7 separate regions of the Mus musculus genome follow, and all the other regions are linked to region 1. Evidence: chromatin loops called from intact Hi-C (ENCODE). Cell type or tissue: left cerebral cortex. All regions are shown on one strand. Region 1 has its middle 42 kb from the start of 2310043L19Rik. Region 2 overlaps Akt3 (thymoma viral proto-oncogene 3). Region 3 holds the start of Zbtb18 (zinc finger and BTB domain containing 18). Region 4 overlaps Akt3 (thymoma viral proto-oncogene 3). Region 5 holds the start of Gm36904 (a long non-coding RNA gene). Region 6 overlaps Zbtb18 (zinc finger and BTB domain containing 18). Region 7 overlaps Sdccag8 (serologically defined colon cancer antigen 8).

Region 1 (4,000 bases):
GTGCTACTCTCTCTGTGTAAAGCTATTGATCTTGCTGTCAGAGGCACCCTAAGTTCACCTCATGTACCAGGGAGACAAGCAGTGAATTCAGCAAGTAGAGGACACAGAAAAGATCATCTGTGAATGGGAAGACACTCTGTGCTCCTGGGAGTGCTTAAATGCTGTCGGTAGGTGGGACACTACCTAGCTGGCCCACTGACCCTAGCAGAACTGAAATTTAGCACAAGAGGAGGTCTATGCAATGCACATTTCTTCATCAACCCCCTAGCTTTGATGAGTTCTTGGCTTCCTCCACACCACACGCTGCACAACAGCAATAGCCAAACCCATCTTGTATTCGATGAGTCACCCTGCATCACCCTTGTGGGACACAGACACCCAGGAGCTTCTGGGGCTGCTGTGTTGGACTCCTGCTTTTTCCAGAAGATGAGGTACAAACAGAGGTGTGACCTAGTGATAGAGAACATGTTTAGCACTTGGTACACTTACAAAACAAAAGGTTTAGGTCTGGAGAGATGGCTCAGCTGTTAGGAACACTGACTGCTCTTCCAGAGCTCCTGAGTTCAATTCCCAGCACCCACATGGTGGCTCACAACCATCTGTAATGGGATCCGATGCACTCTTTTGGTGTGTCTGAAGACAGCTACTGTGTACTCATATAAATAAAAAAAAATGGATACATCTTTAAAAATAAATCAAGACAAAGGTTTGATCTCTAACATCACAATCACACCAAGACCTTCCTCCCAGCACTGTAAACAGAAGGCACAGGTTCTCAAGCCCCACCGCCAGTCAGGCACCACGTGATCTGTGATGATTTAACTCCTCAAGACTCCTACCCCTTCCTCACGGTTCACTTGATGGCCCTAAGTGGAAAGACCAAAGAAAATGGCTGTACTTACATCACAAAAAACACGAGAGAGAATTTGGCAGTGGGTATATTTAGGAAAGCATATGACTGTGTGGATTTGTTCTCTTTATCTATTCTGAGGCCAGGGCTTTATGCTATATTGGGGTTAGGCATCAAAACAGGTTTTGGGTTTTTGAAGAAATTTAACCAAGTATGAGTTTAGACTCTACTTCTAGGAATCCTTAGTGTTCTCATAGTGTATGTAACGTTTAAATGTTATTATTTTGGTTTGGTTTTGGTATTGAAACTGAACACAAGACCTCCTGCATGCCAAGCCTGGCCTCTAGCACTAAGCTACCCTCAATCGTTAACAGTCATTTGATTTGCTTTATCTTATATAAGCCTCAGAAAAGTATAATAATATTTATCATGAACTCTATTTTACAGATGAGAAGCCAATCATTAGAGTGAAGTGATCTGTTCAAGCGAGAGAGAGAGAGAGAGAGAGAGAGAGAGACAAGTAGTTACTTGGTACTTAAATATCGTCCTGTGTGTGGTTTTCCCAAGACATACTACATGACTTCCTGAGATGTCTTAAATAAAACACCACGGGAAATATTTTTGAAGACCCTTTCAAACATTTTCTGTATCCCTTCCCTAATTTTATAAGGGGCTGGTTTGTCTAGACTTGTATATACCCAGTATGGCCACAAGATGTCAGGTTAATCTCGGTCTTTGAGAAACTGGCTTCATTGGGGCACCAGTAGTAAGGTCCTCTTTTGCTGAAGAAGACAAATGAAAGCTATGAATAAATAATAACAATAATAATAATAATAATAATAATAATAATAATAATAATAATAATAAACAACTAAGGAATAAAGGAAAAACAAAACAAAAGCCCTTAGGTGGCTACATAGGTTAAATAGCAACTTTTCTCTCTTTCTGTTTTGAATCAAGCAACTGAAAGTTCAGATAAGCCTGTGTGTCACTTCTGTTTGCTCTTGGAGGCAGGAGGTCAGGACTTGGGCCAGCCCCTTAGCGAACATTATTCATCTGTCCAGCTCTGGAACAAATGTGAAGAAATGAAGTCGCTTCAGTGAGGGGAGACAGTGTTGTTATTGTTGCTGGTGATGGTTCTATTTGCCAGCAAGCATAAAAACATACTTTGGAATCCAAACAGGCTTGTCAGAGGGAACTTTTGTTCCATGTTTGGGCTGGGATGCTTCCAGGGCAAAATCAGGCGGGCATTTGAACCTCAGGAGGCCAGGAGAGAGCTGCACACAGCAGCCACTGATGGAAAAGGCCAGCCATCAGCTGCAGTTTCATCTGGGTGTTATTTGACTGCAGTCTATGCAGCTTGGGCTGCCAACTGGGGTCACTTCTCTGAATGAGTACTAAGGGGAGGAGGGGGGAGCAGGGCTCTGTAGTCCAGGACGGAGGACTCGTCGGCCACAAACGGGGATAAACAAGCTTAGAAGCTTGAGCTTTTGGAAAGCCGCTCCTCACTTTAGGGCTTTGGAGAGAGAAAGTGGTCCTGATTCTGCAGGATTTATCTGCTGTCGGGTCTCAATTACCCCAAGATCTCTGGCAATGCCTATGGGATCCCTTTGCTACGTGGATTAACTGCCCTGGGGACAAAGCCATCTTTGCTGTGTGTGGTGAGAGTTTAGGGTAGAGAAACTCGTGGTAACGCTAGTCTCAAGAAGCCTAAATTGAGAAAGCCTCTGCCTTTCTCCGCTACTGTTACATAATTTGAGCTGACGGTCCCATCCGCAGCTGTCCCGCTGCCTCCTCCCTCTGCAGATGGGAGAAGCTCGCTGGGTGGACAGGCTTACACTAATCTATCTATTTGGAAGGCAAGATGGTGATAAATTACGACCATGGTGAATATCACTAAGACGCGGTAGAGCCAACAGTACTCTGAATTTTCAGTTCTTCCTCACAACCCTGCTGGACTACCTAGGGCATCACTGAATGTTTTATTTCACCTTGAGATCCTGAGATAAGATAGGCTCTTACTCCAGAGCCCAAAATGTCCCGGTCTGAAGTGGCAAGCTCCCCACAGGAGGAGCCCGTGAATTTCAATAAATGGAGGAGCCTCTTATTTTGTAAATAAAGTAACAGCTCAAGGAAATGAAGTGATTGCGCCAATTATACACCTAATTGGTGGCAGATTAGGGACCGGAGCACAGCCCATTACTTCTGCTTCCTATCCCACTTCTGCTGTCTTGAATTTGAAAATACCTTTCACTTTATTTTAACTTAATTAGTTAATGGACTATTGCTTGGCTGGGACTGGAACTCAGGTAGGCAGATGCTCTACCACGAAGCTGCATCCCTAGTTGGTCTTATTTACTTAAAAACATGCCTTAAGTTAGCCTTCAGTTTTGTTTTTATAGTCAGGCCAGAGGCCGCCACCCAGAGCTGTCTCTGCTTCTAACCTCCAGGTTCCTTCTCATCTCAACCACAACTACCAGGCCTTGTAAACCTTACTGACTCTCAAGCTGAAAGGATAATTTTCAGCATTTAACCTCAATTCGGGCCTTTAGGATGGAATGGGTTTCACAGCATGGCCTGGGGATGTTTTCTAGAAAGAGCCAGATAGTCAATATTTGGGGTTTTGAAAGCCATACCTTACATAACAATTTGAGATGAAAATGTCTTTGTCATAACTACTCAGATTTGAGTTCCCAGCATGAAAACAGCCAAAATACACAAGGCTCCTGTCTATGATCGCAGCACTTGAAAGGGTGAAGTCTGGGAGGACCGTGACTCCAAGATCAGCCAGGGCTACACAGTGAGTTCAAGACCAGTGTGAACTATATGACACCTGGAGTCAACAAAACAACAAATAACCGAAAAAAAAAATAGCCATATAGTATACTAGGTAAATGAGCACGGCTTCTTGAGAATCAATTTAGTCTCTGGGACAAAATCTTCTACTTTTACAATAACGAAACCCAATTTTGAGTTTCTATTCTTCAGCATATTATGGTCTAAGCTCTGTCTTTGTGTTTTGTTTGACCTGAGTGTATGAGATGGTGTCTCAGCTTGGGCTACTGTAAGGCAGGACTGGGTGCCTCAAACACCAGACATTTTTCACAGTTCCAGAGGGTGGGAAGTCCAAGGTCAAGGCACTGGGCGATC
Region 2 (4,000 bases), 650 kb after region 1:
TTAAGACAGGGTCTTCCTGTGCATGCTCTCCTCCCTCAGACTCAAAATCCTCCCTCCTCAGCCTCCTGGGTAATTGTTTATAGGTATTTTACTTTATTTACGTATTTTAATTTTTTAAGAATCATTTTTTCTATGCATTTATTGCTTGCATGTGTTTGTACTGTGTGTGTGTGTGTGTGTGTGTGTGTGTGTGTGGTGTGTGTGTGGTGTGTGTGTGTGTGTGGTGTGTGTGAGTGTGTGTGTGTGGTGTGTGTATGTGTGTGTGTGTATGTGTGGTGTGTGTATGTGTGTGTGTGTGTGTGTGTGTGTGTGTGTGTATGTGTGTGTGTGTGTGTGTGTGGTGTGTGTGTGTGTGTGTGTGTGTGGTGTGTGTGTGTGTGTGTGAGTGTGTGTGTGTGGTGTGTGTGTGTGTGTGTGTGGTGTGTGTGTGTGTGTGTGTGTGTGTGTGTGTGTGTGTGGTGTGTGTGTGTGTGGTGTGTGTGTGTGTGTGTGTGGTGTGTGTGGTGGTTACAGAGGTTATAATGCTACATGCCATGTGGCTTCTGGAGCCTGGGAATCAAACTTCAGTTCTCTCTAAGAACAGCTTCAGATTTTAAAGGATGAAATTAATTTGGATTTTTATTGATTTCTGTTTCTGGGTTTGTGATCTTACTTGTTTACTGCACATGTGTCTCCATCTGTCTGTATGGTGGCGGGCAGGCCTTCTGTGCTCGGCCACTGCTGCACTACTAGCCTCATTTATCATTCATCAGTCAACTGTTCTGAGTTTACTTCGATGCTCTCCCCAGAGTTTCTTTAAGTTGAAACAATAATTATTGTTGTGAGACAGTGTTGTTATTGTTGCTGTTCTTACCAACTCACCACTCAGTTGGGTCCAGAGCTTTTCTCTAGGGCAGTGGTTCTTAGCCGTGGGGTGCCACCCCTTTGGGGGTTGAACAACTCTTTCACAGAGGTGACTCTTTCACAGAGGTCACGTACAACCATTGGAAGACAAAGATATCTACATTACAATTCAAAACAATAGCAAAATTTCAGTTACGAAGTAGCAATGAAATAATTTTATGGTTGGGGTCAGCACTATAACAGAAAATCTATAAAAGGATCACAGCATTGCAAGGTTGAGAGCCACTGCACCAGGGACTGTTCAGCCGGTTTCTTTGGTTTTAAAATGCAGTCTAATTTAAAAATATTTTAAATATTTTATTTATATAATGTGGGGAAAAGAGAGAAAGAACAACTAAATAATAGGAGCCGAGGAAGAACCAAATGACTGTTCTGAATTTAAAAGTTTATTGAGCTTTCTTTGCATCTTGGTTAATTTCTATTGTGTGACTTTTTTTAATAATAAAGTTTTTTTATAAAATGAAAAGTTTAAATTATCAGGGACAGAGGGGGGAGGAGGAGAAAACACAGATTCTGCTTTTCCTCTATAACATGTTTTTACCAAGATGCGTCTATGGATATGGGACACATGTTCTGTGAAGATGGCAGATGGTGTGGTTCATGTCGTCAGCATCCTTCTGTGTACTGGTACTATCAGTTACTGACAAGCAGTTGTTGAAATCTTCAGCCACGAGTGTAAACATCTTTTTAATTTTGCATTTCTTTTTTGGTTTTGTTTACTTTTTCATTTTTTTCAGTGATCCTCCTCCTCAAGCTCAGTGCTTTATACATGCGAGGCCGGGGCTCTGCAGCTTGTTGCAGTCGAGCCCCCACTCTCTGTATTTTGAGCTGTTGGCTGTATGTACACTTGAATTTAAGATTGTTTCATCTTGGGGAATTTACCCCTTAGCCCTTAGGTTATTTATTGATTTTCTTTTATTAAGTATACAATCTGTGTGTGTGTGTGTGTAATATGTCTTTTCTCATCATTTTTATTCAAATTATAAATAAGTAGATTCTGTTTTAACATACAATTCATTCTTTTTTTTCTTATTCACTGGATAACATGAGAATAAAATGTGATGTATAGCTATCTTCATTTAATTCATTTATTGACATAGTTATCTGTCTGATTTTTAGATTATCCTTTTTTGCCTTTCTCTTTGCACACCTCTTTTGTGATTTGTTCAGTATTTCTGGTTCCATTTTTTTTTTCTGTTATAATCTTACTAGCTGTATCTGTTGTTCTCTTGGAAGTCGTATGTAGACTGCAATGTCTGGCTCACTCCCGGTCTGCTCTCAGCTGGAGTTATGTCATGTAGAGCAGCAGACTTTTCCTCCCTTTGCCATTTCTGTGCTGCCATTTTGTAAGAGTTTTTTTCTTTCATACAATAAATATTACAGTATATGGTAAGTATACTTTTTGCTTATAGATAACTGTTCTGATCTTTGCAGCTCTAGGGATTAAACTCAGGCTGCATGCTTGCTAGGTAAGCTCTTCACCACAGGGCTGCAGCACTGAACTCTCAATAATACTGTCTAAAAGTGGTCACAAAGGCTCTCAATTCATTTCCTTCAGATCCACGTGTCAACCTGATGGTGTGTCTCCTGTGCGTTTTTCTTTAGTCAACACTCTAAGGCTGACTTTGGTGCTACACTTCAGGCACTGACCTTTCTTGCTTTGAAAACATTCATAGGCAGAAAGATTAAAGGAAATATAATACTGAAAATCATGGAAATACCACATTTAAGAAAGGGAAGCGGTAAAGGGATAAAGCAGTAAAGCATGGCAGGCCTGACCTCAGAGGCCAACAGCGGCGAGGGGCCTGCTAACGTGCTGCATGCTCCGAACAGGGTTGCTTCTGGGTTTGGTGGAAGGAAATAGGGTGTGTAGTGCGAAGACCTTCCTAAGTCTTCTTGGTATAGCAGTAGGGAGAAGAATCTAGAAAAGAATCCAGTTACAAGTCTGCTTCACTGATCTGTGCTAACTTTCAGGGGCCTCATAGAACAGATTGAAGGCACCAAGGAAGCAAAAGGGAGTGTGGAGTGAGTCTGTCTGTCTGTCTGTCTGCCTGTCTGTCTATAGATAACCTAAAGAAATAGGCAGTGGTTTTAGACTAAAAATACAAAGAGAAAGACAATAGAGGACTTTTCATTTTAATTCAAAAAGAAATTGTCCAAGGAACCGATATTTGAGTGAGAGCAGGAAAGAATGCAAGTGTCTGGAGTCAGAGGCTGGAGCTGGAGGATGGTCTCCTCTCCAGAAAACAAGGATGATAACGTTGGTGGGAAATGCAAGTTTGGAGTGTAGTATAAGAATATAGATGAGTGGTTCTAAACATTGAGAACATGCATGATCGGGAGTGGAGTTTGATTGGAGAACACGTAATTGCCACATCTACCTAACTGGTGGAATGTCATACAAATGTTATTGTGCAGCTTTTCATTCTGAGTCAGGCAGGGACAGTCTACTACCCCATTAGAATCTTCACTTGAAAAGTTGAGGGATTGATAGCAGTTGTACAGATGTTACTGGCTATGATTGGCTTCAGGTAAGCTAAAGATAGGTCTCTAGGTATTGTCAAGTTGGTGTTTTTCTTACCACACTTATTTTAAAATGTTATTCAAAGAAAGATGTATTCCAAATGTGTGCTAGACATTCTGACATTCTGATGGCTAACATCACAGTTGCTGCTGTCTTTTGATCATGAGGCATTTTACATAGGATATGAAAGACCAGACAGTTATCAAAATTAACATTGGTTATTTCATAAGATATAGCTTAAGCTTTAAGAAATGTTCATAGATAGATAGATAGATTCATTCTTAAAAGAAACTCACCTAAAAATCTGGGGGAAAAAATCATAGTGAATAGAAGCATTTAGTGACCAAGTATTAGAGCAGCACCAAAGGTAGTCTTGCTGTGGCTCTCAGTAGATGTGACAAATGACTTGTGTCAGATAGAAATGCCAGGAGTACAATCTTCAGTGAAAACATACTTTGCACTAAATTACAGCATCTTTATCACAAGAAACACTTAAAATACAATAGACGTGCATTTATTTAACACACATAAAAATATCCTGTTTCATTATTTAAAAGATTCAGCTTTGCTTTT
Region 3 (4,000 bases), 240 kb after region 1:
TTTCAATCCAGTAAGACCATCACTTCATGCTCAATTTCACATATTATTTATAAAGTGGATTAGAAAAGTAATGTGATTTTAAAAAAAATTAAATAAAACACCCAAACACAAAGATGCTCAGCCTAATCTCCTGCTACTCCTACCTTTAGGACACATAAACTTGATTAAGTCCTTCCCTCGGAGTCTTGCTGGCTGCAGGTCTGTTACATCGGTGGAAAAAAAGCAGACTAAGAGAGACAGATGCAAAGTGGAGATGATGTTGGAGAGGAATGAGATACCTTCTCCACCACAGATCCGCACACACTAACTCCCTGTCTGTGTGTTAGAATAAAAGGCTGAGGGATGGCAGGCTGTCAGCTGCTCTGACATCATGTTCAGATGGAAATGCTACCTCCAGCTGTGCTCCTTTAATGCCATATGCTACTCCTCTACACTCCTGCCACCAGCTTTTTCTTAGGAGAACTTTTCTCTTCTGTTAGTATAAACAAAATACTTCAAAGTCTTCCTTTTTCCCCCCAAACTTTCTAACAGAAGAAATTGAAAAGCTCAGCATATGGAGTCCTACTGTATTTATGGAATCGCAACACTTCTGCCTCAAGTTGGTGGACTGGCTTACATATGACAGCACACTCGAGCTCGGTGCTATTCAGGAAACCCACATTCACTTTTATTCAACTCCAACGTCTAGTTTCAAAGGCAGCTTAGGGATATTTTTAAACCAACCCATTTGACATCTCTAGTCCCATTTCAACATTATTACAGCATGTTTTTCCCCCTTCCCCTGCGGAGATAATGGCAGACATCTCCGAAATGTTGGCAGACTTATTAAGAACTATTACTTCAGCGTGGTTCACCTTATTGTTTTACTCTTACCTAAGCAATTTATCTGGATCTACCTCTCAGGAAAATAGTTCACACTGCCACCGTTAGTGCAAATTTCCACTTTCAGCATCAACAAACTCAAACTGCACTTCTGAAATACTGGAAAGTATTTTAGTTCAATGAGGCAAATTAATAAACTGACAAAACCTGCTACAGTCACTTAGAATGGTTGTTTGACCACACAGCTTGTCTTCCTGCTCAGAAAAGTCACTTTTGTCTTGCCCTTGGTCTCTATAACTTTGGGGAAAGGGGTTGTGATCACCAGGAGGGTTGGGAGGCCAAGTGTAGACTTTGGGAACTTTTTTTGGCTACAGTTTGTGGATCTTTTCTAATGGCTGATGTAATGTTAATGTAACCGGGGCTGGGTCGCTGGGTGCCCTGCAAGGTGCTGCGACATCTATGAATATCAGACACATCTCCACCGACCCTTGGGAGGTTGGAGAGTAGAAAAAAGAAGTTGGGGCCTGAGGCACAAGCGTCCCAACCCAGGCGACAACCACTTAGGCTCGCTTAGAAAACAGAGGCAGGGAGCTAGAGAACAAAACCCCAACTGTGTTCTGCTCTCGCTCACGAGTCACAAACCTAACTTTCTCTAACTTCGCGGTGAATGACACAATTCTGAACTCGTTCGGGAGGCACTCTGTGCAGATAGACACATTACTTCCCTGCCACACACACACCCTCTTTTCCACAGATGCCCTCGCCCCATTCCACTATATCCGACATTAATCACCCAGTTTACCCAGTGGGGTGGTGGTGGGGGTGAGTGACAGTTTAATGAGTCCCAAGCACCGCAATGGCCCGAAGACATCCACTCCACGGATCGACCCGTCCACCGCTACCGCGGACCCTCGGAGGTTCTGTGAGGTTAGGGGGTTTGTTTTTCAGAGGTGGGGGCAGGGTGCCCCGGGTGTGTGTGTGAGGTTCAGGGGTGGGAGAGGAGATGCAAATCTTCCCGCAGTTCGCGGTGCATAAAGCACTTCAGGGAAAGAGGAAGGGTGAAACCACGGGGAAGAAGGTGCAGGGCAGAGAGCCGGTGCAGCAGGAAAGCACCTTCCACAACGGCCGAGAAAACAGACCCCGGTCGCGGCAACAACAAAAGAAAAGTCGCAAGAAGCGGCGCGGCGACCGCTCCCCCGTCGCCGCCGCCGCGCGCCAGCCCCCGGGGCCTCCCGGCAACCGCAACCCGGGCGCCGCGCCCTCCCCCTCCCCCGGCCCTGCAGCTGCACCGGCCCCGGAGCCGCGGCCGTCCCGGGCGCTGCAGCTGCGGCGGCCCGGCCCCCTCCCCCGCCCGCCCGCCCGCCCTCCGCACCGGGAGGCGCCGCCGCAGCTGCACCGAGTCCGCCCCGCGCCGCAGCTGCACCGGCCGGGGAGCGCGGCCAGGCGAGGCGAGGCGAGCCCGCACCGCCTGCCCTCCGCCACACTAACTAACTCCGCCCGGCGGGAGCCCACGGTCGGCAGCGGGGCAGGGCGGGCGCGGGGACTCACACGGAGCGGCCCGAGTCGCCGCGTCCCCGCCGCGTCCTCCTCCTCCTCCTCCTCTGCCGCCGCCGCCGCCGCTGGACTTGTGGGCGTCCTCCGCCGGCCCCCGCCCGCCCGCCGGCCCCGGCCCGGGCCCCGCGCGCCCCCGCCGCCCCCCGCCCGCGCTGGCAGCCTGAGGCGCGCGGCCGAGCCACAGGGCCCCACTCTTTCAACGGCTCCCCATGGCAGCAGCCCAGCGGCGGCCGCAGCCTGCCAGACGCACGGGCGGGAGCGGGCGGGCGGGCGGGCGAGCGCGGCGCCGGGCCGGGGGGCGGGGCGGGCGGGGCGCGGGCGGGGGGCGGACGACGCACACGCACGCACGCGGCGGCGCGGCCCAGATGTGGCCCCGCCCGACCGGGCCGCCCCTTGCCGGCCGCTCAGCGATTGAGCGAAAGCGGCGGGCCCCGGTCTCTGGCCCGCCCCCGGCCTCGGTGGCGCCCAGTAGAAGCGCGGTGTTCCGGGAGGGCGGAGAAGCGGCGGGACTGACGGGGCAGCTCGACCAATAGGAGTGGCGGTCAGGAGCTGCCGCTTGCGCGCGCCAATCGCAGACGGCGACTGTTGGGTGGGCGTGGTCTTCTCGGGGAGGGGCGGAGCTCGCGGACCGCGGCGGCGGCGGCGGCGGCAGTAGCGGCGGCAGTGGCTCCCCTCTGGGTGACTTGGCCGTGAGAAAGTGAAAGGAGCCCGCAGGCGGCGGCGACAGCTGCGCGGGGAGGGGCCTGCTTCCCGGCTGGAGACAAGCGCGCTCTGGGGGTGTGGAGCGAGCGAGTCCGCGTGCACCGCGACGGCCATAAGTATACTTTTTCTCGGGGCAGGTGTCCCGGGGAGGCCGAGCGCGCGGGGCCGCAGCTGGCCAGGGCCAGCCTGGGGCCGCTGGGTCTGGCCCTCCTGCGGTGCTCGCCCAGGCCCCGTTCTCCTCAGGGACGCGCCGCCTCCGGCCTGCCGAGTCGGTCGCCAGGTGCATGCGAGCTACAAGCTCCTAGCGGCTGTGAGAGGCGCCTTTCCCCGGCGTCCTCTGTTCAAGTTGCAGCTGCGTTTCTTTTCACGATCCCCGCGTCCCGTCTGTACTCTCCGTGACAAGCAAAGACACTGCCCCGAGACCAGTCTTAGACCTTTCCAGTGAGATTGATACTTGTAGACGCTTTAGTCTGTTCCTTAATTGGTGCGTAAGGAGCCACGGCTTTGTAAGGAAGGGAGAGACCTTATTTTGTGTTGCACCTCTCTCCCTTCAGATAAACTTCTTCCTTACCTGTTCTTTGTGCCTAACCAGCAAAGAGGAAATGTAGAAAATTTCTGCCCTCAAGATAATGGAAGGCAAGAATAACACACAAGTAAAAAGTTGAGTAACAAGCAGGGGAGAGAATGATTCAAGACAATAAGAAAAGTGCATAGCGAGGAAGTCAACACACTAGTAATTGTCTAAATGAAATGTGTTTACTGTTTGCTATGTGAACGCTGACTGGCAAGCCTGGTTGCTAACCAACTCACCAGGAAACCTTGCAGCTGAGCAAAATCTGCTTTCTCTTTCTTCCAGGACAAACTAGTAAAGAAGTTGAAAGTAATTGTGTGGGCAAATCAGACATATTGAATTGCTAATGAA
Region 4 (4,000 bases), 490 kb after region 1:
TAACTTTCAGTTACAGTAAAGCATCAGCAGTAGTCACTTAGTGATACAATTTGTAAAGTTCAGATCATCAATTAATATCTGAGAACTCAGTTTTAAATATAGCAGAATTCTCTGATGTAATAGATTATCAGTTCAAAAATTAACTTTGGAGACTTATTCTGGAGCTGAAGACTTTAAATAATTTTAAAATGATAAGATTGATAATGATAAGAATCTTCTGAGACAAAAATCTTGAACAGGCTTGTTTATTTTGCAGAACTTAACAAGTATTTAAATAGAGCAAAATAGAACTATAGAGCTACAGTAGCTTTCATTATCAAGCTATAAGTTGGATCATTTTTTTCCCTTAAAGTATGGCATTTTTTCCTTTTGCATGGCTAACAGGTGGCATTAAATGAAGAATGGGAGATGACTTTTATTCATTAACATAGTTTAATTTTGAGTTAGTTTTGAAATTTATAAGTCTTGAATGAACTTATGCCTGAAAAATAAGGATTTGAAAAATAAAAAGGGTTTGAGATCAAGTGTGCTTGACTGCCTTACTAATAGGTGGAGAAGTCCATTTTCTTCCCATGGAGCTTTATACATCCTGTCACATAGAAACAGTTTGTCACATGTGTTTGTAGCCAGTTTTAGACAGATCATTGATTATATATCATTCAGGCATAAAAGATAATTCTGACATCCTTCTTTGTTCCTTAAATACCTTGCCTCTATAAAATGGCATATATATTAGCTTGATCAGATCATTATAAACAAGTGCCAAGGAGGCAATTAAAATTTAGTAAACTCACTGTCTATGATTTCATTTTAATATTTGTGGTTGACATGAAAAGTTTTAAGAACAGATGATCCACAGTCTAGTTTGAGAATAAATGATTATTTTTCCCTCTAGGAATGAAAGATTGATTTGAATAAACATATTGTAGGTTTATCCATTTCACATGATTCAAATGCATGCCAGAATATCTCAAAATTCAGATTTGTTATGAAGATACTAAATATTCTTTAGAAATATAGGAGTAAAATATAGGAGTGACTAATTGATTTTATTCATTTCTAGTTGCCAGGTAATCTGAGATAAAATGTTTGATTTTATAAAAATTTCTTAGGGTTGTAATTTTTTCTTTTTCTCTTCCTTCTTTTGAGAGAGGGTGTTACTGTGCAGCCCTGGCTGACTTGGAACTTGCTTTGTAGACCACATTGGTCTTGTATTCATAGAGATAAACATGTCTGCCTCCTAAGCGCTGACATTAAAGACATGCATCACCACATCCGTCTGTAGACCTAGTTTCTTAAGGAACAGTTTTGAGATTTGTATTAAAGTCAGTAGTTGAGTCAACAAGAGAGACTCCAGGATAAAGAAATTAAAATTCTCCTAACTTTTGCTTTAACAAAAGAATACTTACTAGTTTCTTAAAATGCTTTCATAATGTATTCTTTTAAGGATTTTAATATTGTTTTCCAAAGTAGATGAAATATCTTTAAGCTAACTGATACCTCTTCCTAGGTAGCATTTAGTTTTTAATTGTGTATCAGGCAGAGCTGTATGCTTAGCATGAAAAATTGTATTTAAGTGGTTACGTTGAATCAGAGTATTTTTCCTTTGGTTGTCCTATATTTTATAGGTTCATCCAAATGTGGTGTTTATGTCAGAAGTTCACTTTTAGGGCAGAATGGTGGTATGTACATGTACTGTTTGTTGTTGTTATTCATTCATTCATTCATTCATTCATTCATGTCTTAGATTTACATGAAAAGTTATTTATTTAGCTTGAATATTTGAAGTTTCTTTTTTCAAGTAGAGAGTTCTATGACAGTCTTTACTTTGTTAATCCCACACAAGCTGTCATTCCTTTACCTTTGTGTTTGCACTGCATGACTAAGATGCATGTTAGCGTGTCCTGTATTTGGGAGATAATATCCTATTCCTTAGCTTCTTTAAGATGTTCTTTGTTTTTTTTTAAACTTGAAGTGTGTTTGTGTTTCTTTTCCTTTTTCCTCTCTTTCCCTTTTCATTTCATTTAGGTTTCGTGTTTGTTAGTGATATTTATACATGTCTTTCATTGATCCAGGAAATTCTTTGCTACTAACACTTCTGATGTATTCTTTCTGATATTGTATAACGAGGCAATTAAAAACTTGGGAAAAAATCTTTTGTGTATATACTTTACAATTTATGACTTAATGTTGTTGTTGATGATATTTTTATGCTTCTTTAGTTTTTCTCTTTTTTCTGGTTGTTTGATGTGGTACTAGAGTTCTCTGTCAATTCTTTACATGTGTTTTTGAGTTCTCAATTGTTGTTGTCTTTCATATTGCTTACTTATTTGATTTGTGTGTTTTGGGGGACACAGTTTACATGAGCAATTCAGAGGACAAATTTTGGTTAGTAAGAGGATCTGTTCTCTCCTGCCACCTTGTGGGTCCTAAGGATCAGACTCAGGTTTTCAGCCCTGTTCCAAAGTGCCTGTACCTGCTGAGCTGTGTTGTCAGACCTCATGTTATTTACAGTTTTCTCTTTTACTGATGAAAACTCCAAGTTAGATCTTTAGCTTCATTAACATAAGATAAGCACACTCATGTTTAGCTTATACTCTGTCTGATGACTGTGACCCTCTGAAATCTTTGAAAGTGCACTGTTTTCATGGTTTGTTATTTCTGTTTCTCATCTTGCTTCTGGGGTCCTGGCTCCTAAGGTACCAGTTTTAAATGCTGCTGATTCTTGTTACTCATTTATCAGTGTTGTAAAAACTCCACATGCATGCTGAAGCATTGCTTCTAGAAGGAATTTCAGGGGACAGGTTCCTTCAGATTTCTTTTTATGTTTTTGTCAGTTGATCATATATAACATTACTACCTGTTTGTTTCCTTTTAAAGACTCCTTATTTAGTAAGTATTATTTTCATGACATTGAATTTATAGCCACCAATACTTTAAAGTCATGACTGAATGAAGCTTTTTTTAAACATGTATTTTATAACAGCTTTCTTGCACAGAGAAACATTTTTATTACTTAAACTTGTATTTGTGGGGACTCTTTTAGACAATTAAGTCACTGAGAGAAAGCAAAACTGTGAAGAGTGTGGCACTAACCATACTTCACAACAGCATTGGTTATAGTAAATAAATGAAAGCAAGCCTGAGTGATACCTTATCCATCCACATCTGGGAATACAGGGGTTATTATGCTTTCAGAGTATTTGCTTTTTTACATGTAAAAGATGACTCTTAGAACAGCTAGAATGTTACTGAATTTTGGATTATAAAACGTTTTAATGTGTTGATGACTTTGCAAATGCAGAATCCTGGAAAGAAGACTGGCTCTGTGTGCTAGGCATGGTAATAGAAAACCATATGTAGATTTATATGCTTTGAGTTAGGTTACCTCCCCCTTCTCTCCACACTTGGAAAGAAGCTTGATTTTATATCTTTATTATAACTTGAAGGCATTAAAATTCTGGAAACAGAAGCTGAGGGGGTTGGGTAGATTGGGCAGGCATGAGGACTTGAGTTCTATTCTCAAAACTCACATAAAATGCTGTGTGTGATGGTGTTCCCTTGCAATCCAAATGCTGGGTTAGCACACATGGGAATATCTCTGGATCTTGCTTTATTTATGAGCTTCAGGCCAACGAGAGTCCCTTTCTCTCATTGTGTAGGTGGATAGTGTTCCTTAGAATGATTTTCAGGGGTGTTCTCTAACCCTCATATCACATTTGCACATTGACACAGAAACACACACAAACACACACACACACACACACACACACACACACACACAATCCTAGAAGTACTAAAATCCAAGCTCAAGGGTTGATGTCTTTGCTAACTTAAATGATGTGAAATTTATGCTACAAAATCTTGTTTATTTTTTGTTTATTTTTAGCGCCAATAAAATACATTTGTAATACTTGTGTGGGAGTTGGTTTGTCAGAATCATCTTACCTAGCATTTTAAGTTGCTCTTAGTGGACTGTGCCTCTGAACAGCCTACTGAA
Region 5 (4,000 bases), 430 kb after region 1:
AATGGGAGAAACTAACGGGTTCTTCCCAAAGGCTGGAGCCATTAGAATTAATACCGGTTTGCCAGGTGTTTCTAGAAGCGATGAAACAGTCTCAGAAAAAGTAAACTTTTATGACTTTCTGAGGTACGAGATGTGGCAAGATAAGGGTCATTTTCTAAAAACCAGTCTTTACTGTACTTACAACCATGAACTTCAAAAGCAACATCTTCTTAGTGCCCCCAAGTCCATGAAACCAACCTCCCTCACAAGGTGGTTCTGAGGGACTCGGGATGCCACTGCAACAACCTCAAGCCCACACATGGTGACATCTCCTGGGACTGCCAGATACCTGCCTCGCACTGCCCCCGGGCCCGCCTCGCCCAGGTGAATGTGAGAAGGAGTTTCCTTGCTCTGAGCCCGCACGCCCGCGGCGTCAGGGGCGGTGCGGTGGGTGTGCTGGGGGGAAAGCTGGGCCCCGCCTCGGGTGCCTCGTCCAGGGCCACGCGGCCCGGGGAAGCCCAGAACTTCCCGGCGGGAACGCTGGCCCCGCGGCGCGGACTGCTGGGGAAGGTGTTCTCGCGAGAGGAAGGCGAGGGGCGCGGGTCGCCGCGGGTCTGAGGGGCGCGGGGCAGCCTGGGGGCGAGCGCCCGGCTGGGGCGCGGAGCTGAGGCGGTGAGCTGGACCGGGGCGCGGGGAAGCCGCTCCCGCCAGTCGCGGAGAGCCAGCCCCTGACGTCAGGAGTTTTCCTCAAAGTCAACAACAAGCCCCGCGGCGGCGGCGGCAAGAAGCTTCGGCGGCGGCCCCCGGAGGGAGGAAAGAGGGGGCGGGGAGGCGGCTGCTGGGTCCCTGAGGCGAGGCGAGGCCGCAGTCCGGGGCTCTGCGCGCTCGGCCCAGAGCCTCCGCCCCGTGGCCCAGCGGCTCTCCACGGCCCCCCGCCCGAGCCGTGTTTTCTAGTGATGAATCGAATTTGTAGCCGACATCCGATTCCCAAGTAGAGTCTCCGCCTCCTCCTCCTCCTCCTCCCCGTACCGCCGCCCGCCCTCCTCCTCCTCCCTCCTCCCGCCGCTGCCGCCGCCGCCGCCCGCTCCAGCGCCGCCGCCCGCCCGCCCGGCCGGCTCCCTCCCTCCCTCCCCTGCAGCCCTTCGTCTCCCCTCCCGCCGGCGACACCGGGCTCCAGGGGGCCAGAGGCTCAGCGGGGTGGGGGGGAGGACAGGAGGGGAGGAGGAGGGAGGGGGACCCCCGAGTCGCCCCCTCTCCTCCCCCCGTCCCCCCCTGCTCCATCCTCCGCCACCGCCCGAGCAGCTGCGGGGCCGCCGCCGCCGCCTTTGCAGGTAACAGCCACCGCCCCCAGCTCTCGCCCCCCTCCCCGCCTCGCCCGCACTCCCCGAGGGCCCCGCGGCTCCCTCCCTGCCTCCCCCGGGCGGGGGCGGCGGCGGCGCGGGTGGGTGAGGCGGGGGCGTCTGGGTGTCACCGCGGCCGCCGGGGGCGTGGGCGGGGGGCCGGGGTTCCCCTCCCCGTTCCTCCTGAAGCTTTGGGGCCGTAGGTGTGGAGGCGGAGGCCGGGGGATGCCCCGCGTGGGTGACACGGACATCCCCCTAGCTTTTGGGGGTGGGGGAGCGGCGGCGGTGCGCGGGCGGCCAGGGAGGGGGGTGTTCCTGGCCTAGCGGTACCGTGAGCTGCGCGTCTGGGTTGCCCGGCCCGGCGCCTTTAGGGCTCTTGTTTAGCTCGAGCCGGGTCCCTTCGCCCCGACTCGGTCGGCCGCGCGGCCCGGGGAGGGGGCGGCGGGCCGGGGCGAGGGGCGGGGGGCGGCGGCGAGGTTATGTAACGCGAGCGAGCGGCCGGTGGCGAGTCGGTGTTTGGGTTGGGGGGAGGGGCCGTCTGCGCATGTGGCGGGAGTGCGGGCGAGGATGCACCGGCGTCCCCGGGGTCTCCTTCCTTAGCCAGCTACCTACCCCACCCCACCCCACCGCACCCCGCCGGCGCCCGGGAGAGGACGGTGCTGATGGGGTGCGGGTGTGCGTGTGCGAGGTGGGTAACGTGCAAGTCTGTGTTTTTAATAGTAGTGGGGTTTTGATCCGCTAGGGAGTTGTGTGCTAAGAATAGAAATGTGCGGAAGATGCTGGGTTTGGCTGATCTACTGATGCTGTCGCTGCTGGCGGCGGCGGCGACGGCGGGCGGCTCAGGCTGCAAGTAAACAAACCAGCTTCTTCCTAGTCCACCTCCTCCGCCTCCTGCGCATCGGTCTGCATCAGCCATGATGCTAGTGAGGCCCCTTGGAAGCCCGAAGTTGAAGCTTAAGCTGGTGGCATCCATAGTCCTGATGCTGAGGTGGGGTCGTCCCTTGTTTGAGATTTCCTGGGAATCTACACTTAGGTTAGAGATAACCGAATCTCTCCTTTGGGCCAGTTTTTGAACAGTAGTAGTGTTTACTGTTTATCTTTAGGAAGCAGAAAAAAAATGCTTACCCATAAGTCAAAGCTTGGATTCTCTCAAATGTCTTCATCAGAATAATGTTATGAAAATAAAATTCATTTCTCAAGTGTAATATATTTTGGTTCAAAGCATTGATGGATTGAAATTGATAAAGTTTACAGATAAAAATCCAGCAATAAAATCTCTGTATAGATTAAATTATGGTATTAATAGAATCAACACACTTTTAGCGTTCTGAAAAGGATGTAGAACAAGGACTTCATATGTAATAAAATAACAGTTGTCCCAAATCTTTAATTTAGACATGTCTTCTGTATTTGGTAAAGCAAAGTAATTTTTTGTTAGAACTATAAATTTCCATACAGTCACTGAATTTTATTTATGGTAGGACTCATTCATTATATTAAGTTATATTTGCATTTAGGAAAATGTTGGAAAAGCCAAGAGTGGAAGAGTCTAGTAAAGATGGTTTAGAGCTTGAAGATGAATCTGAATATTCCAGAAGATAGGATGTCTAAAACATGAATTCTTTTTTAAAAAGTATCTTTATAAATTGTTTTCTAGAAACACAATACCAGATACACAGTTAAATTCAAGATGCAGTTCAAGACTGAATTTTGTTCCTTTTGTCAATATAAAATTTTGATTCTGTTTGAAGATAACTTTTTAAAAGCCAGAGATGACCTCAATATCTATATCTTGAGGTTCAAATTTTAAAGTTAGGGAGAACATGTGCTATTTTAATGTTTGTACATTTGCAGTAGCATAGAGGTTATACCTAGTCTAAAGGAGTACTACAAAAAATGAAATTGTTATTCATAGTCATCTTGTCCCCTCTACTGTCTTCTGTAATGATGAGTGATTAATTTTCAACTTAAAATTATTTTTTTCTTTAATCTTGACATTGTTGTTTTGTATTCTATATGGAACAATACTTGAAAATTCTTTGGGCTTTCTATTTTTTGCAATTGTATTTATTATGGTTTTGGAGTAGAGGGTCTCCCTGTGTAATTTAGGCTGCTATGAAACTCACTCTGTAGCCTAGGTTGGCCTGCTAGGGATCCCAGCCTCCTGAATGCTGGGATCACAGGTGTGTGCCACCATTACAGGCTTGTTTGTGTGATTTTTCTTTTTCACCTAAAATATTTTAAATAAAGTTTCATTCACAAAATAAATATTAAGAGGAGGAGTGTGCTTTGGAGGAGTAAGGTTTTTTGACTTCATTCAGAGGATCACTGTCATTAAAGTTTGTACATTTAAAGATCACTGTACATTTAAAGTCTGTTGGTTAAACTTCTGCGACAAATGTTAGCATGGATTTCAGTGTGGGGGTTTAGGAGTTTTAAACTCCAGGTTTTGATTTTAACATGGAAGTTTCTAAATGCTTAGGCTTCTTTCTGAAGAGGAACTTGTTTCATACATTGTTGTAGAAGTTTAGCTTTCATTTAAACTTTGCATCTTCTTAGGAAGTGATAACTAGTTATAATTTACTCTGTAATGCCCAGTAGTTCAAGAATTTGTCCCTGGGATGATGATTCTTGTTAATGTGTTAATTGGATCAGAATCATGATTTGGTGAGAGCTTGGCT
Region 6 (4,000 bases), 240 kb after region 1:
TATTTTTCAATGTGCATTTAGTGTCTCCTTAAATAGTGAGAATGTGCACATTTCCATTTGGGTGACCCTAAAGCAGTCTAATACTTCATAAGCTGAATAAAACTTGACATTAAAATGAAGACGTCATGCACTATACTAACTCCAAATCTGTTGTGCGACTATAATACAAAAAGCACACAAGGAATTCTCAGTTCATATAATTTATTGCAGTTAGCACACAGTTTAAAAATTCACCAACACACCAATAGTACAAAACTAAACAGCATTATAAGTTATTCCCCCTCAGGAAATAAAACATACTATGATTGTCAAAGCTAGATGTCAGTCTAAGATTTAGAACAAAGGAAGAATGTGAAACTAAGTAAAAGAAAGAGCAATCACTCACAATGACCATTAAAAAAGAAAATCCAAAAAAGTCCGTTCTTCCACAGACATTGATTGTCTCCTCTAGATTAATAAAGATTATTTTAACATAAACTGTATTAAAAAAAAAAAAACTAGAAACTCTTCAAGTAACTAAAGATAATGCTCCAAGGCCATTTTCACAGCTTTGTTTGTTTGTTTGTTTGTTTGCTTTAAATGCCATTACAGCCAAATTAACATACATTTGACCAAATATTTCCAAAACAGTCCAGCAACACACAATGGAGTTTTCCATTCAGTATCTTAAGCACAAAAATAGGCTATGTTTACAGTAGTTAAGGCGATCAAATTTTAAACAAAAGCAATTAAAAAAGAAAAAGGGAAAAACAACCACTGTTTCCCATGCTACTCCCATAGACCTTATTTGTAAGTGCAAGACAGGAAAACAAACAGTGTGCAAAACGCTTCTGCCCCGCGCTGGCCATCAGAACCACACATCGGGCTGCAGCCTCTGCTGCCGATACACAGTCTACTAACCCCCCTCCCCATGTCAATCAAGGCGGTTCAGTCCTTTCAGCCTGGGGCTTTTTCAGTCCATAGAATCTTTTCATGAGTTAGGGGGTAGGGGGAAGGAAAGGAAATAGGGGAGAAAAAGAAAGGGGAAGCAAAAAGGAGGGAGAGAGAGAATGACCTATGACCTATTGTCAATTTGTGCAGTAGTTATTCTAAAAACACTCGGCTGGGTACGTGTGTACACCTAAACTCTGAGCTGGCATGGGTTCTGTGCAATTACAAGTGTGGTATGAATGCACACTGCACATGCAATTCTTTAAGCCGTTTGTAAACATTTATATGTTCCTTGTAATGTAGCGAAGTTATCAATTTGCAGCTTAAGTTTTTATTCAGCTTAACAGTTTCAAACTTAAAGACGTGGGAAAAGTCAATTTAAATTATATAAAATAAAAATAAAAATAAAGACAGTGCATTTATGTTCTTCGTAACACCAGTTTTTTTCCCAAATGGTGCTATTTTTCTAAGGAAATTAAATAATTTTAAACTCACTCGTTAAAGTTATACAATGCAAACAAAGACAAAAAATATATTGAAACTCATGCATTTCTGTAGCGTTAATATTTACTTTTCAAGACTCAACTAAGAGCATCAACACAACCTGTCAAGTTCTTTGACACCCCCCCCAGCCCGTGTAATCAATTACAGTATACAAGAACAGTAATTCACATTTTAAACACACAGTTCAACACTGCTGAAGCTGCAATATCCTTTTTCATCTCAAGCAAACCTTCACAGAGACAGTCCCAGTGACCCAGTGTACTGTCAGATTTCTCTCACTGGGGACCATCAGAAAACCAGAAGTTGCCACACAAAGTTTTAAGTCAACTGCTTGTTTAAAAATAGATAATCCAGCATTTCAGAAATTTTCCATTTGGGTCTAAAAGCATTCAGGTTTCCAACAGCCAGAAAATATTCATGCAATTTGAGACATATAAAGAGGCTAATAAACTGGAGGGGATTTCTACTCTGAAAACAAAACAAAACAAAACAGTGTGGAGCACAGGGAAAGCGCTCAAGACAATGCAGTGTGTACAAAAGTAAGCCATGTGAAAGCGTTTGTGACAGAACCATTTGTTGAGAAGGTTTTATTGGCTAACTTGGCCTAACCCTCAAAAGAAAGACAGCTCTCTACTTGTGACTTGCTCTAGTTTCTTTTATCAGAATGCTAAATTAGTGAGATTCTCATGCTATTATTCTAAAGTGCAAAAACAAGTTAAGATCCCAACTTTTCAGTTCCAGGAAACAAGACTGCTTTTAGACCGTACCACAACTATATAGAGATCTATGTATATATATGTATATATATATATATATATTATTTATATATATATATATATAAAATTATTTCCAAAGTTCTTGAGAGCTATCTTCTAAGGTCCAGTCTCTGACAGTGGGCAAGCTCAGCGCTTCACTTTTGACCGACAAGGAGTTCACCAACTCACAGTGGAACTTGCGGATGTGTCTGTACAGGTCTCCGGACTGCGTGAACCTGCGCTCGCACCACTTGCAGGCATGGGGCTTCTCGCGGGTGTGCACCACGGCATGACGGCTCAGGTTGTGCGAGTACTGGAAACTCTTGCCGCATTGGGTGCACGTGTAGGGCTTCTCCCCCGAGTGAGTCCTCTCGTGGCGCTTGAGGGTGTACATGCAGGAGAAAGTCTTCCCACACAGGGAGCACGTGGGCACATTGACATCGGCGGCAGGCTTGCTACGGATGCCATCCTGCTCTCGGAAGTGCGTGCTCAGGTGGATCTGCAGGATGTGGGGGCTGGGGAAGACTTTGTTGCACAGGGGGCACATGAAGATCTGGCCTGCGGGGCTCAGGATATTGGAGACGTAGGGAAGCAGACTGTTCTCCATGCCCCCTTCCACCTGGACCCGCTCGCTCTCTGGGGTCATCATCTCATCATCGCTGGCTTTGTCCTCCCGATCCAGTTCCCTTAAGACCGAGTCCTCCCTCAGAGGAGCCAGGTGGGCTGGCTCATACTGTACCCTGTTGTTAGTGCTCACACTCTCTTTCACAGTGCTATGTTCCATGTCATAGTCATTAGTGCCAACATCACTCTCATCACAGGACGCCTCTTTCTCCACCTTCACCTGCACCAGGTTGCTTCTCAGCACGTCCTGTGAAGAGAAATAAGAGCTGTTCAGATTTTCAACTCCTGAAAGGCTGGACTTGACAGACAGGTCCAGCACACAGTCAACATCTGCCGAATCCCTCACGGAGGTGACAGACCTCTGGGACAAAGACTCTGTTGAGCTGCAGGGGCTGGCTACTGTTTTTCCAGCTGCTGTGGCGTGTGGCTCGGCCTCTCCGCCAGCCTGGGGGATGCCTGCTGAGTCTGAGGGCAATCGCATCCACATGTTCCCAGGCTCAGCTGCCAAGTCCCTTTTGCTGGGTAGAATGTTCAATTTGTCATCTTCGCCTTCATCTTCATCACTGGGCAGGTCACCTGCCATGTGGCTGCTGCCGTCTGAGAGGCTCTCGACTTTATCCGAACAACTTGAAGCATCTTCTTCTTTTTTGGTGCTGTCCGCCTCTGTGGTAGCTTTCTCTTTCAGCTTCTTTTTGCAGACTTTGACAATGTCATACATGTGGAGATAACTGGCAGCTGCTAGCACGTCCTCAATGGGCAAGTCTTTGAACTGGAGTTTCCCTTCGTACATGAATTCAAGCAGGAGAGCGAAAGCGGGGGCTGTCACAATGTCGCTGTTCAGATGAACAATGTCTCTTTTGTCCAGCTGGTCCTTGTAAAAGAGGTGGAAATACATGCTGCATGAAGCCAGAACAGCTCGGTGTGCCCGGAACTGGGCATCTCCCACCAGAACAGTGCAGTCACAAAGAAAGCCCTGGTGCCTCTGCTCGCTCAGACACTGCAGCAAATGTCTGCTGTGGTCTGGAAACTCCATACTGTCTTCATAACCTGGGGAAAGAGGAGTTTCTCGTTAGAGCCTAGTCAGGAATTTAGACTCTAGTCGCCACTTTAAAAAATATCCGCCTTAGTGGTGGAGAGTTACATGTCTGAATTTTAAATCAGGCTCACACCCCAAGGACTCCCAAGCC
Region 7 (4,000 bases), 810 kb after region 1:
ACCAGTTACAAAGAGCACCTACAAACTCTCCTCACATTCTGTTCCAGGAAAAAACAGGAGCATGCAAACCTCTCCTCACCCTCACAGGTTTACTGCTACAAACTGGGTCCTCCCCGAGGGTACAGCTTCACCGCAACGGCACCACTAAAGATGACCAGAGAAACTTAGTATTTCAGTCCACCAGGGAGCACGGACGCTCTCCTTCAGTTTCAGCCTTTGTAGCATTATGGGCTGATTAAGAAGACAGCATGCTAAAGAAACAGACACTAGAAGGGATTTAATCTAGGTTATTCATTTCCTAAGACACTCACTCTTGTTACTGTAGGGTTTTGCTTTGTTTTTTGTATTGCTAAACATGATAATGTGATTTTAAATCATCCCCAAACTCTTTGCTTCTGTGTTCTATTAGTAGGAAATATTATACTTCTGTAGTTCAGTATAATAACTCAAAAGATATTTAATATTACAGAGTGTGCCAACCTGACTGCAAAACCCTGTAGGATATCAGAAGGAAGAGAGCACTCCACTTGCTTAGGAGTCCTAGGCTTTCAATCCTTGACTGAGGGAACTTTCCATTCTACTATCAGGGACGCCCCCAACTGGACAAAATAAAATCAGTACATGCTAATATGGAAAGATCTTCTAAGATGTAGAACTCATCATAAAGTTGCATCTACTCATATAAAAACTACTTTTGTTCTGGTTGTCTGGGTTTCGGCTGTGATTTGAAGTATTCTGCACAGGGCTTCATTAGCACTTCCATATTTAATACTTTCCCCATTGCATTTATGTCATTTGTCATCAACAGCTGACGGCTTGAAAGGGAAAATATGTTGAAAATATGATAGAAAGCCTTGCTTAGAAATATGTTGTAAAATTATCTGGAGTCACCTACTTCTGAACTGTACGGATATCTCTAAATTATTGATACTGATACCTCAGTCATATTATTTTAATAGAATACACAATCTGCTTTTCTTGGCTGTAAAGAATGCAAACCTTCAATGGCCTATAATGTAACATAAAAATAGAACATCAAAAGTCAATCTGCCAGAACGTTCTCTTTAAAAGCTTTCCCCAGAGTCAATTAAAATTGGAGTATCTATACAATCTCAACAGAGTTATAACATAAAACATCTGTTCAAACTGAAATTGAAGCGAGTAGCATTTTCCCTAACATTTCTAATTTCACTGTATTTAGGCTTCCTGAGCACACAGATTCATGGCTATCGTAGTTAAAACTGGTCCAACTCTGCCAACAATCAATTTGATTGACATATTTACATATCAACTCATCTCATCTTACAAATTTTAAAGTTTCTCATTTAAAATTGGATGCAAGTTGGCATCTTTCAAGAACTTTATGTGCGTATATTTTAGGTTCAAACTGTGCATTAGAACATTTTTTAAAACTTTTTCTAAGTAATAGATACATATCCAAATGTATATTTATGAACTGTCAAATTGGAATTTCATATGCAAGCAGTTGATTCTCACTACTTCATGTCAGGCGTCTATAAATGAAATTCTTTTAATAGTATGAACTGGGTCCTTACATTAGTTAGAAACATTATAAGAGAAATAGTGCCTTAGGGATAAAACCACAGCAACTTCAGAAAACATGTTACTAACAGCTCACAGCTGACTGTGCCAGCGTGCTTCCTTACCTGGACTTTCATTTCAAGATCCTTGTGAGACTTTGCTTTGTATTCTCTGTGTTCCTTTTCCACCTCATCCTTCTCCATTTTGGTTTTATTCAACTGAAAGCGCATTTCTCCACACACCTGTTAGATTGTAAAAACAGATCAGTAGCCTCTGGAATCAGCAGAGAAATATCTACAATTAGATCCTTTGGTGCCCCCTAGAGGACACACAGATAAAGTACACCAAAACTTTTCTAAGACTTGAATATGGTTTAAGATTTTGGAGGCAGTATAAGGAAGCATTGAGAAATGGCTAGCGATGTTTGCCACCAAGTTTGATTACCTGAGTTAATCTAAAGGTCATGCCTGGAATGAGGAAACTTATTCCTTCAAGTTGTCTTTTTAGTTGCATGAATGCCACAATGTACATTCATTACCCTCTCAAAATCAATCAAAATCTATAAAATAATGCAATGTATAACTAAGGAATAGAAGTTAATTTTCAGGATTATATTATATAAAACAGTTTCAAATGAATATTTTCAACGAAAGGCACTATCATCTGAAATCACGCAAGCTAAAATCAGTAATTAAAACAGTTAAAGTCTGTTATTATTCACACAGATGGTCATTCTCTCTATATTATAAAATATCTTTTAAAAAACTTCAGCTAAGATTTTAAGAAAATTTTTGTGAGGACAGTTTTTGCTAATAAACTATATTGTTGCTGTTCAGGTGTACAATACCAGCATTTATTATAAACCATACAGCCAGCATTAACCACACTGTTGTAGGTATGCAATGTGACCTAAATACCATAAAATAACTTCTGGTAAAAGTCATATGCTGGCTTTAAGCATGCTCTACAATTATAACTGTAGCAGTCTACATAAGAGGAAATATACATTAGAAGTGAAATAACTGTGATATTATTAAATAATATATATAACACCTTTAAAATGCTGCAAACTATTCTGTATGTAATTTACTTTTCTTTAGTCCAGGTCACTCACACGGAGAAACATATTTGAGAAATAGAATTATCAGGAAAATCTAAATAAAGAAACGATGAGCCTTTGCTATAACTGAGAACCTGTAGAAAGTTGAGTTACATCACAACGCTTTCTCTGACTTTCAGATCTGCCTTTTAATGGTTGCATGTTATCTAATGGTTATTCCTGCCTGAAACTTTTCAATTTGGCATTTCTTAAAAAATGAGTTTTAGAAGCTTTGAAAAGTTTTGTTGTTCTTGAGTATTAAACTATAGTAAAGTATGTAACCTACATGCCTCCCTTTGCTCAGATAAAAAGCTCTCTAGAAACAATAAAGGCAGCAGAGTTCCAAAGCTCTGACAAGACAGAAACACAGCCAACAATGCTGCTCCATGGGCATCAGAAATGCTCGCACCATACACAAGTCTATCTGTAATGCATGAGAGTTGATTCTTCCATTCAAAACACTATAAACTTAAAATGCTAAATAACCTGTTCCAAACTGTTTAGCTTCAATAGGTGGACAGATGAATTGGACAACCCTCAATTTATAACATCAGAAAAATAACAATTTCTCAATGATGAAAAACAGAGACTTTATCTAAATGTACTCCATGAGAAATGTCTGAGTCGAGTCCTCTAAAAATCACCTCATTCTTTAATTTTAACTCTCACTTTCTTAGTCCTTTCAGCTCATTGCTTACTGTATTCATCTACAACAAACCTCGAAAGTAAGTCTAGGCATTCTACTGAGGCGGAATTATCATCTGAGGACTGGAGGTTTTCTCAAAGTCACTTAGTCTAATGTGTCACTCTCTGAAGTCTGAGTCCTGTTGGGCAGCTGTGGAGACAAACTCATTTTTTCCATCACTACACTTCATTAAAAGGTGTCTCCTATAAGGAATCACAAACAAGTACCATGGCTTCCATCCCCAAACCTGTGTGTCCATTCTTCTACAGACCCATCTGCATCCCTGTCTCCAGACAAACAGACAGATGGAAGTAAATGGAGAATTAGAGAGAGAAGAGAAACAGCTCCTTTTGTAAATTGTATAAGTAGAAATTAATGTAAAGGCTAAAAAAATTATGATTAATTAATTTAAAACAACAATAGAATAAAATGTATTAAAATTTAAGGAGATATATTATTGTATTATAATATTACCTATAAATTTAGTGATAATGAATTGATTTCATTTATATATGATGTTTGGAAATATTTGCTTTCTTACTGGTCAAGGGACTTACTTGAAATCCAGACAAACTAGTATTTCTTAAAATAAATCAATTAAAACCACTATATGTTTTAGTTCTCACTTCACTGGTCAGAGAGGCCCAAGGCACGAATATATAACTTAATCAATA

Evidence for each region. Hi-C counts contacts between places; a loop is a spot of excess contacts. Peaks named below come from ENCODE experiments on the same cell type or tissue, not always from the same donor. Only the 100,000 strongest peaks of a DNase experiment are listed, where the experiment ranks them.
Region 2: it touches region 1 in a loop (2.7-fold over the local background); 2 of 42 quality-filtered maps call a loop at or near these places.
Region 3: it touches region 1 in a loop (5-fold over the local background); 11 of 42 quality-filtered maps call a loop at or near these places.
Region 4: it touches region 1 in a loop (8-fold over the local background); 26 of 42 quality-filtered maps call a loop at or near these places.
Region 5: it touches region 1 in a loop (4-fold over the local background); 4 of 42 quality-filtered maps call a loop at or near these places.
Region 6: it touches region 1 in a loop (5-fold over the local background); 11 of 42 quality-filtered maps call a loop at or near these places.
Region 7: it touches region 1 in a loop (10-fold over the local background); 35 of 42 quality-filtered maps call a loop at or near these places.

Annotation. Positions count from the first base shown.
Region 1 is chr1:177,682,678-177,686,677 of GRCm38, reverse strand. No RefSeq gene overlaps it. Among named protein-coding and RNA genes, the nearest start is that of 2310043L19Rik, 42 kb to the right of the region's middle. In left cerebral cortex, CTCF peaks have their summits at 1,542 (motif pointing right) and 2,792; DNase peaks (open chromatin) are centred at 1,565, 2,172, 2,576, 3,480 and 3 more places; H3K4me3 peaks cover 428 bases; H3K27ac peaks cover 1,304 bases.
Region 2 is chr1:177,036,975-177,040,974 of GRCm38, reverse strand. The region is part of intron 11 of Akt3 (thymoma viral proto-oncogene 3); the gene reads left to right. Among named protein-coding and RNA genes, the nearest start is that of Gm15423, 98 kb to the right of the region's middle. In left cerebral cortex, a CTCF peak has its summit at 2,384; a DNase peak (open chromatin) is centred at 1,504.
Region 3 is chr1:177,440,966-177,444,965 of GRCm38, reverse strand. It overlaps Zbtb18 (zinc finger and BTB domain containing 18), which reads right to left and starts at 2,615. Exons shown (of 2, transcript NM_001355099.1): 1 at 2,371-2,615. In left cerebral cortex, CTCF peaks have their summits at 3,077 and 3,384; DNase peaks (open chromatin) are centred at 1,454, 1,590, 2,897, 3,837 and 1 more place; H3K4me3 peaks cover 3,472 bases; H3K27ac peaks cover 2,888 bases.
Region 4 is chr1:177,193,862-177,197,861 of GRCm38, reverse strand. All of the region lies in intron 1 of Akt3 (thymoma viral proto-oncogene 3), which reads left to right. Among named protein-coding and RNA genes, the nearest start is that of Akt3, 53 kb to the left of the region's middle. In left cerebral cortex, a CTCF peak has its summit at 2,443 (motif pointing left); DNase peaks (open chromatin) are centred at 2,437 and 3,490; H3K27ac peaks cover 307 bases.
Region 5 is chr1:177,255,456-177,259,455 of GRCm38, reverse strand. Gm36904 (a long non-coding RNA gene) reads right to left here and starts at 1,775. Exons shown (of 8, transcript XR_001779550.1): 1 at 1,650-1,775. It also overlaps a transcript of Akt3 not described here. In left cerebral cortex, a CTCF peak has its summit at 2,080; DNase peaks (open chromatin) are centred at 809, 1,658 and 2,136; H3K4me3 peaks cover 3,086 bases; H3K27ac peaks cover 2,196 bases.
Region 6 is chr1:177,446,949-177,450,948 of GRCm38, reverse strand. It overlaps Zbtb18 (zinc finger and BTB domain containing 18), which reads right to left. Exons shown (of 2, transcript NM_001355099.1): 2 at 185-3,860. The coding sequence starts at 3,846. The coding sequence ends at 2,278. Among named protein-coding and RNA genes, the nearest start is that of Zbtb18, 6.6 kb to the right of the region's middle. In left cerebral cortex, no CTCF peak of the experiment used is centred here; DNase peaks (open chromatin) are centred at 2,594, 3,017, 3,636, 3,988 and 3 more places; H3K4me3 peaks cover 4,000 bases; H3K27ac peaks cover 4,000 bases.
Region 7 is chr1:176,875,774-176,879,773 of GRCm38, reverse strand. Sdccag8 (serologically defined colon cancer antigen 8) reads right to left here. Exons shown (of 18, transcript NM_029756.3): 12 at 1,668-1,784. Among named protein-coding and RNA genes, the nearest start is that of Sdccag8, 63 kb to the right of the region's middle. In left cerebral cortex, CTCF peaks have their summits at 623 (motif pointing left) and 1,865 (motif pointing left); DNase peaks (open chromatin) are centred at 586 and 1,844; H3K27ac peaks cover 454 bases.